Regions from separate parts of the Mus musculus genome. Here region 1 is linked to region 2. Evidence: chromatin loops called from intact Hi-C (ENCODE). Cell type or tissue: heart. All regions are shown on one strand.

Evidence for each region. A loop is a pair of places that touch in the nucleus more often than their neighbours do. Peaks named below come from ENCODE experiments on the same cell type or tissue, not always from the same donor. Only the 100,000 strongest peaks of a DNase experiment are listed, where the experiment ranks them.
Region 1: it touches region 2 in a loop (2.5-fold over the local background); 1 of 42 quality-filtered maps calls a loop at or near these places.

What each region holds. Positions count from the first base shown.
Region 1 is chr13:116,942,981-116,946,980 of GRCm38, reverse strand. All of the region lies in intron 3 of Parp8 (poly (ADP-ribose) polymerase family, member 8), which reads left to right. Among named protein-coding and RNA genes, the nearest start is that of Parp8, 81 kb to the left of the region's middle. In heart, no CTCF peak of the experiment used is centred here; no DNase peak of the experiment used is centred here.
Region 2 is chr13:117,288,295-117,292,294 of GRCm38, reverse strand. No RefSeq gene overlaps it. Among named protein-coding and RNA genes, the nearest start is that of Emb, 70 kb to the right of the region's middle. In heart, a CTCF peak has its summit at 2,465 (motif pointing right); no DNase peak of the experiment used is centred here; H3K4me3 peaks cover 748 bases; H3K27ac peaks cover 726 bases.

The sequences.
Region 1 (4,000 bases), 350 kb after region 2:
ATGAATTCGCATCTGCTTCTTTTTCATCTCCATTCACATATTCTGTTGACTCTTGTATGTGACTGCAGATGTGATAAAGGAAAGAATGAGACTCCACTCCTCAAAGCAATGAGGTTAATTATAGTAGCATCCACCCTCTTAGGTGCTTTCAAATTCAGCCCCGCCCAGAGGACGATCTCTTAAAAGCCTAAGTGTTGACCTGTGGTCCAGAAGTGAGGAATAGAAGCTGCCAACTGGGCTCTCACGTTAAACACAACCAGGAAAAGCATTTCTTTATTATGTTGGTCCCGTTACTGCATCTCTTCAAAGTATAATAGGTTTAAAGATTATCAAAATGTTCTGAAAACTGGCACATCTATGCTTGGCTACCTTAATGTTTGGTCAGCATCTCCAGTCTTTTTCAGGGGCTGATCATTTATCTAATTAGCTCAAGGTTGTGTTTCTTAAGTTGAAAATGTCTCTTCAATAATTTCGATGCTTAGGAAAGTCTGTGCATGCATTTGCTCAGGAGACAAGGAGCCATTTGTTCTGCAGTGTCACTAGTGGGTTTAACTTATCGTACTTAGTCCTAGCATGGAATATGTGATATTTAAACAATTCCCAGTCAAACCTTTTTCCATCTGACACTGGCGGTTTTCCACCAGCCTGCTTCTGTTTAGGAGAAATGATACTCCTTTTACTACGTTTTAAAAATGGTAGCAGTTTACATAAAAGCTTTAATGTGTAGTACACCCCTGACACATAACTTGCTAATTAATGTTGAATTGCTATAGAAACTACAGAAAATAACTAGTGCTTCCATTTTTTTAAACTTATTTATTTATTAAGTCCTCCTGTCTAGTGTTCCACTGGGTTTTGGCTCACACCCTAGGGAGAGCTGCAAGGCGCCTGCTACCATCATTTTGTAGACTTGAAAATGTGAGTCTCAGAGATTGCGTGATGGTGACATCCAAAGCCCAGTCTACTTCTTCACATCACAAGAGGCTCAGGAAGGCACTGATGGAGAAGTCTCACACTCACTGTGTTTGTGGTGATTTTGAGTATGTGCCACGTGCGGTGGCAGGCAACGTTTTCATAAAAGTTTAAACACTCCCTTAGGTAGGGAATTGCTATGGTATTACATTCAGGAATTTTGAGAACTATGATCTGTGCATCCTTCCATCTTCAAAATTACATGTTGGGTGGTATGCCATCATGTCTTGGCCCTGAGTATTTGAGAATCAATAGAGTTGTTCTTCCCCTGAGGTCTGGAGGAGATTCAGTGTCGAGGTCAAGAAGTGTTACCCAAAGGAAGGAATCTACTCTTTTGTCTTGGTGGTCAGGGAAGTTTGTGAGGAACTTGGCCTGGGATTGAGTCGTAAAGGAGCATGAGGAGTGAGAAATACATTAGGCAAATACTGCTTTGTGAGAGTAGCAATAATCCTTCCTGTGTAATCTGTGTGTCCTGTGTGTCTCCTTTTAAAACATTGCATTGTCTCATACGTTCTCATAACAGTTGAAGTGGAAGACTACTTACTGGTGATCACACAGCACAGCTCACTGTGGCAGAATGTCAATTCAGGATTCAGATCTATACAATCTGGTGTGTCCGTGTGCACGTGCGTGTGTGCGCGTGCGCAGGCAGGGAGAGGGGGGAGGGAGAGACAGACAGAGATATCTCAGTTATGATACAAATTGAAACGTTAATCTGTGAGGCAGACTAGAAAAGAGGAAAATTACCAGGACATGGGAGGGGGAAAGCCCTTCATTTAGGATCCTGATTAAAGCCTCTCCCCAGCTGAGTGTGGAGACTTCCAGCACAATTAATATCTACTATGTAGACTGCCTATGATGAAGTCAAGGATCCTGCTTTTTCTGGGGGGAGAAGAGGAGTCAGTGATGTCCCTGCAGCCACCACGGCCGTGGAGCAATACCTGTCACCAGCATGTCTGTAGTGTAAATGAAGTGTGGGAACAGCCCTAGCGCCTTGTCTCACTACATGCTGTAGTTGTACTGACGGAAGTAATTCAGATGTGCGGGAAGGCTCTTTCATTCAGAGTCCCCCGGAGAGAAGGGAGGGGAGCCGTTCTTCTCAAGCAGTATCTCTGTAGGTGTATATCTGTAGTACATATATATTTATTATGGAAACACGCCTCATGGTACCAAACGTGTTTCTTTTACAGCATCGGAAAATAACTTCTTGTTTTACAAACGTCTACTTTCTCCTCTTGCTGAGGATGCTTTGAACCACAGGTCTTGCCTCTACCTCCCACGTACTGGGATTCCAGATTTGAAAATATTCTTAGGGTAAGGATGTAATTCAGCTGGCAGAATGCTTGCCTGGCATGGCATGTCCCAAGCCTGAGTCCAGTCTTTGGCACCACATAAAACTGAATGTGGGCACATGTATGCCATCTCAGCACACAGAGTTGGAAGTAAGATCACAAGTTCAAGGCTATCCTTAGGTATACATGGAGTTCAAGGCCTGGGCTATGTAAGACCTTGCCTTGAAAACAAAGCCTTCTATCCTACTGCCTTTTAAGTTGGCCTAAGGTCAAAATCATGCATGCACAATACAATACTTGGGAGAGTTGGCTCTTTAGAATTGCATCATTAGTGTACATGTAAGTATGTGTACCACAGTGTGAGTATGGAATTCGCTCTCATGACAGCTTCTCTCCTCCCTCATCCATGTTGGTTCTGGGGATCAAACTCAGTTTGTCAAGCTTGTATTGTCTGGTGGCCTGTGCCTTTACCTGCTTAGTTATCTCTCTCGTCATCCCTCATTTGTTTATTCTAAGTAGGTTTTTTTTCTTAATATCTGTGTAGTTAGATTTTTTTCCCCACTTCTATAAAAACATTGATATTATAAATTATAGAATTGTGAGACTAATAAAACAAAAAATCTCAAGTGGACTGTGGGTTTATGGGATCTTTGTAGCATATTGGTAGGTTAGGCTTGATGGAAATGAGAGATGTTCGTCTCTTTCTGTGTGGGTGCAGGTACTGTAAGTCTGTATGTCAGTCTTTAGCGGGAGAAATAGTTTAAACGCCTAAGGGAGCAGCCAAATGGCAGCCCCCTTTACATTAATATGAAATAAAATGATTTGACAGCTAGAGGGCAAATGATGAGGTTTTAGAAATTTGTCAGGATTTATAAATGAAAAGAGTAAACTATAGGCATGTGTGAGATGTAAGGTCTAAGGTTCACTGGGTCAAGCCTTTACTAACTGATGTTGAGGGCCTTGTGTGTCTATGTGTGCTCACAAACCTTAGTGTCACTGTCCCTGTGACAGCTGTCAGGCGTCTAGGGGACACTGCCAAGCACAACTCAATCTACCATTTGGAGCTTTTGAGGCAAGGTTGGAACTTCACAGCGAAAGAGCTGAGGGTGCTGTAATGAGCAGTTATCTAGAGCCAGGCAGAGGGTGGACTGAACCCTGGAGGCAGCCCAGGGAAAACCAAAGGGGTGAAAACGTTTTCTAAAGTTTGGAGGAGTCAGAGCTGAAGAGTAGAACAGGAAGGTTTGACTTTGTACAGGAGATGCAGTTCTACCCTCAGGTCCAGATCTAGGGTCTGAAGAGGAGGGTGAGGTGAACGAGGCCTTGGGTCTCTATGTAGCTTAACACAGTTGTGATATCGTATTGACGGGGGTGATGTAAGAGTACTGATGAAGTAGGAAAGTGCACTAGAATCTCCTAATTGTGGTGTTACACAGCGATCACAGCTAGTGACTGGGGAAGAATAGGAGAACACTGGCCTGTTGTCATTGGCAAATGCTTCCTTGGGAAATGAAACATGATAATGAGCGAAACGGTGAATGTTGTCGGTCTTGAACGGGATCAAACAAGCAAACCGTGCTCCGAATAGTCCCTAAAGCACTTGGGGTGAGCCTGGGGTGGGATCCAAGGATAGGTCCATTTCCCTCGGCAGCACCATGGAGGCAGAAGCCCCATGCTGCATGGCAGCAGCGAGGTGGCTTCTGCTGGTGTTTTCAGCGTCTCATGTCCAGGTGAGCAAA
Region 2 (4,000 bases):
TGTTGTGGATAGCCCTGGGGCTAATTATTATATTTGATGTTAATTCCGTTCTCCTGTGAGTGGCTGCAAACAAGGAATTAGTCAGCACTCAGGTGATTTCCTGTAAACCTGCTTCCCACCTTAATTTATAAAATAAGGAGAGCTGATGATTAAGCAGATACGGTGGAGCAGAAGGTGAGAGAGAGAAGAAGGAGAAAATGGAAGAGGGGGAGGATGCAGAGGAGAAGGAAGAAGAAAAGCAGAGCAGAAACACATGGCCTGGAGAAACCGCAAGTTCTAAGGGGTCTCATAGATGGAGAAGATGGTGGTGTAGCGGTAGATCTGCCCAATCTAGGCGCACAGCATGTATTCACATTAACTGAGTCCTGTTTTCATTGCCAGGGCATATTTTTGCTGGAGGCTTACCACAACAAGAATATATCTTAGTTATGTTGATTGAACCTTGAGTGATGCTTAGGGTCTTACGGAAACAACAGTCTCAATACTTCAGCATGCCTTTATTGTAAAGATGCTGGGTGTGGTTGATCAAAGGAGAAGTGGGAAGAAGACTCTAGTTTAATTCACAGTTCTCCTCCCCATGTTTTTGCAATGGCTATTTTGTCTTTCAAACTATAAAACATGGGCTGAAGGTAGAGTCTAGGGAAGAAACAGAGGGAGAAAGTGCTGTCTCTCAACTAGGTTATTATCTAATTCCCAGAAAACACCGTAGCTTCAAATCATGATCTCTCTAAATCTCTTAACTGCCATGCCCAGATGTAAGTCCCCAGGATACCTAAGGCTTTGCTTTGATAAGAAAAAACACTAGCCGATGCCTGGTGCTCTCATTCATTAGATATCACTCAGTGTTTGCCATAGGTAACTTACCAAACCCCGCCACACTCCACTGTAGTATAAAGAAAAATGGAAAGAAAATGAATGTATAAGTTCTGATTTAAGATCTCCATTCAACGTTTTGCCACAAATCCCCAGATTTTGCAAAACTCACTGTATAGTTTGAGTTCGTTTCTTTGGGATCACACTTATAAAATCAGCCGAAATGAAGGCCATTCAGCTCCTGGCTGTTAATAACTATCATTTGGACTGAAAGGCATCCAGCCTAAGTTCACTCCTGTAGATAGTGGTCGCCTTTCTGAAACATACTATTACATTAATTTGAGCCCATTTAGTCTGTGTGTGCAACTGTAGAGACAGAGATACAAAAGGAATCAGACCTTTGAGCAAGTTGATACAATTAAAGCAGAAAAGTTAGATTGATAGATAAATTTCATGTACTTTAGATTAAGAGCAAAAACATTAGCTAATTCTTATTCTTATTACACGAGGAAACTTCCGTCATTTTCTTCCTACAACTGATTTTAATGAACAAGTTTGGAGATTGTGAATTCAAACTGTATTTTCACTCAATCGTTAAAGTCAGAATGATGTCATAGGGCATAGATAGCAATATGCTACCTTCTCAAAGCCAAGATAGGAATTAAAGCTTTGGGACTGAGGATTTGTTTGTTTGTTTGTTTTTTGTTGGTGGTGGTTTTGTTTTATTTTGGTGTGAGTGTGTGTGTGTGTGTGTGTGTGTGTGTGTGTGTGTGTTGGTGGAGGTGGTGGTGGCATTGCTGCTGGTGGCGGTGGTGGCGGTGGCGGCGACTGCACCGGAGGCAGCGGCATCAGTTTGGTTGATTGGTTTTTGGTTTGGCAAGACAAGGTTTCTCTGTGTAGCCCTGGCTGTCCTGGAACTTGCTCTGTCAACTAGCCTAACCTCAAACAAAGATCATCCTGCCTCGTGTTGGGATTAAAAGTGTGTGCAGCCCCCGTCCCTCACGATATTGGTTTTCTTAATTGTAGCATTGCCGACGTTAAGTAAATTTGTATCGTTTCTGCCACACCTTTGTGCTCTTTCATAAAGTTGAAAAACTGGGGACAGTGATATTAGCAAGGTAGAAGAAGTCAGCATCCTCATTCCTCTTGAGAAACAGAAACCAAGGAGAACGCACATGCACTGCAGTCATTTGTGAATACAGGTAAGATGTGGCACGTTACCTAAGCCAGAAAAGCAAGAAGAGCCACATGAAATTGTTACCAAGAGAAACTACACTTTATCTTACCTTTTCCTAAAACCGGCATAGCTTAGGTCCCAGAGAGGCTTCTTGGTCACTGACTTCTCCTAGGGGCAGAGAGTGAATCTGTGACTAGGCTCTCAGCTTGTCAGTTTGTCCTTCAGTAGCTAGGTTCAGAGGCACCTCTGACCAGGTCCGAAAGGAACTGTGATTATGCAGGTGCCTAGAGCAGCAAGCAGCCAAGAACAGGAAGCGGGGATCACTATATCGCTAGCACCAACCTTTGAGGTTGGGAAAAATGTAGGGAACTGAGGCTCTCCCCTCACCCCAATGAAAGAGAAAGAGTACCACGTGTCTCCAATGTCCACTCTCCCTTTAGGATCCTGCTAAAGGAACTGACATCCTCAAACACCAGAGGGCGCAAGAGATCACTGACTCCATGAAAAGAAGACGAAGAAAATACGCTTAGGGCAGCTGGAAAGAACCTCGTTGGTCAGACTGATCAATGAGGGTCGTGTTATTAATATTCTGGGTGGGTTGGGTGCCTTTACCAGGAGTAGATGAGACGCTCTTCAAGTGCTGACAGTCTCGGGTTCCCTTCGAGCAACCACGGCCTTGAGGCTGAGGCTGCACTGGCTTTCAGCTCCAACCCCTGAAGCTAGAGGCCCGCTTGCTCCAGACCTAGAGGCTCTCAGTTTGCCAATGCATTGCTCTGAGTCTTAATCGCTAAGGGTCCCAGTGCTTGCCAGCTACTGTAACTCTTTGCAGCGAATGGCAACAGCAGACACTGGGTAGCAGGAGGCAGCAAAGGGTGGCGACTCTTAATAGAAATAGGCTCAGGTTCTGAAACCTTCGCGCCACCATCATTAAACGTCACCGCTCTTGAACAGCCAGTGACTGCTCTCGGACCTCAATGCGTGTGTCTGAGATCTTGGCAACTCTCTGCAATGCTTCCAGAGAGTGGGGCCTGCAGTTTCTCTCCCCTGGTTCTTCACCACCTTCTGTCTTTATTCATTTTTGGCTTTTATCTCTTTTGCCTTCTCTTAACTGTCACGGTTCCCTACTGTCTCTAGCGTCTTGCTCCATCCTTTCCGCCCTTCCCCTCTCACCCCTCATTACTGTCAGTGCCCAACACCACCAAGGCAGCGTCCACCATCCTGCTTCCCGTCACAAAGTCACCCCACCTGAGTGTACTCAGTTTATTACTGTCAAGATCAAAAGTCAGCAAGAAAAGGCAACGTGGGGGGGGGGGGGTACAGTTTATGCTTCTGACAGGAGCATGTCGTCCAGCTGAATTGCAAAGGAAGCTAAACAGCCATTTATAGGGGGGAAATGGTTATAGCGAGAATGTTTGGACCAAAGAGACATGCAAATGAAGAAGTAAGTTTGCACCAGTCATGACACAATCCCCTATGAAAAGGAACATGGTGTTTGCTTCCCTGGCAAGCCTTCCACCGGAATAACAAAAGAAAGGTTGCATTTCTAGCCTCACAAAAAAAAATGGCAGCAGCATTGTTCGGGTGTTCGTTAGAACTGGTAAGGCAAAAGTCTGGAATAAGCTATTTAGAGCAGCTGTGGCCAAGGTAATCCCATCTAGGGCAAGATTTAACAACAAACAACTGTGGCTGTGATAGGCCTTCCTCAACGCATCCATAGAGTGAGCAAAGCATCCGAGGGCATAAGGGAAATGTGAGGTGCTGCCTGACTCCTAATCTTGCTCATGGAAACTGCAACATGTAAGAAGGGCCTAATAGCAGTTATTGAGGAAGCCAAATCACCCAGTCGCCAACACCTTAGCTGGTTTAAAAGAATTGTACACATTAAAAATGGGTTTGTCAGAAAGACACCATTACCCGTTCCTTAGCAGTGTTTAACAATGCTTAACTCCTGCCCAGTGCTTGGGGGACAGGGGGAGGTCCCTCTAATCTATCCCCGTTTATCTATGTGCA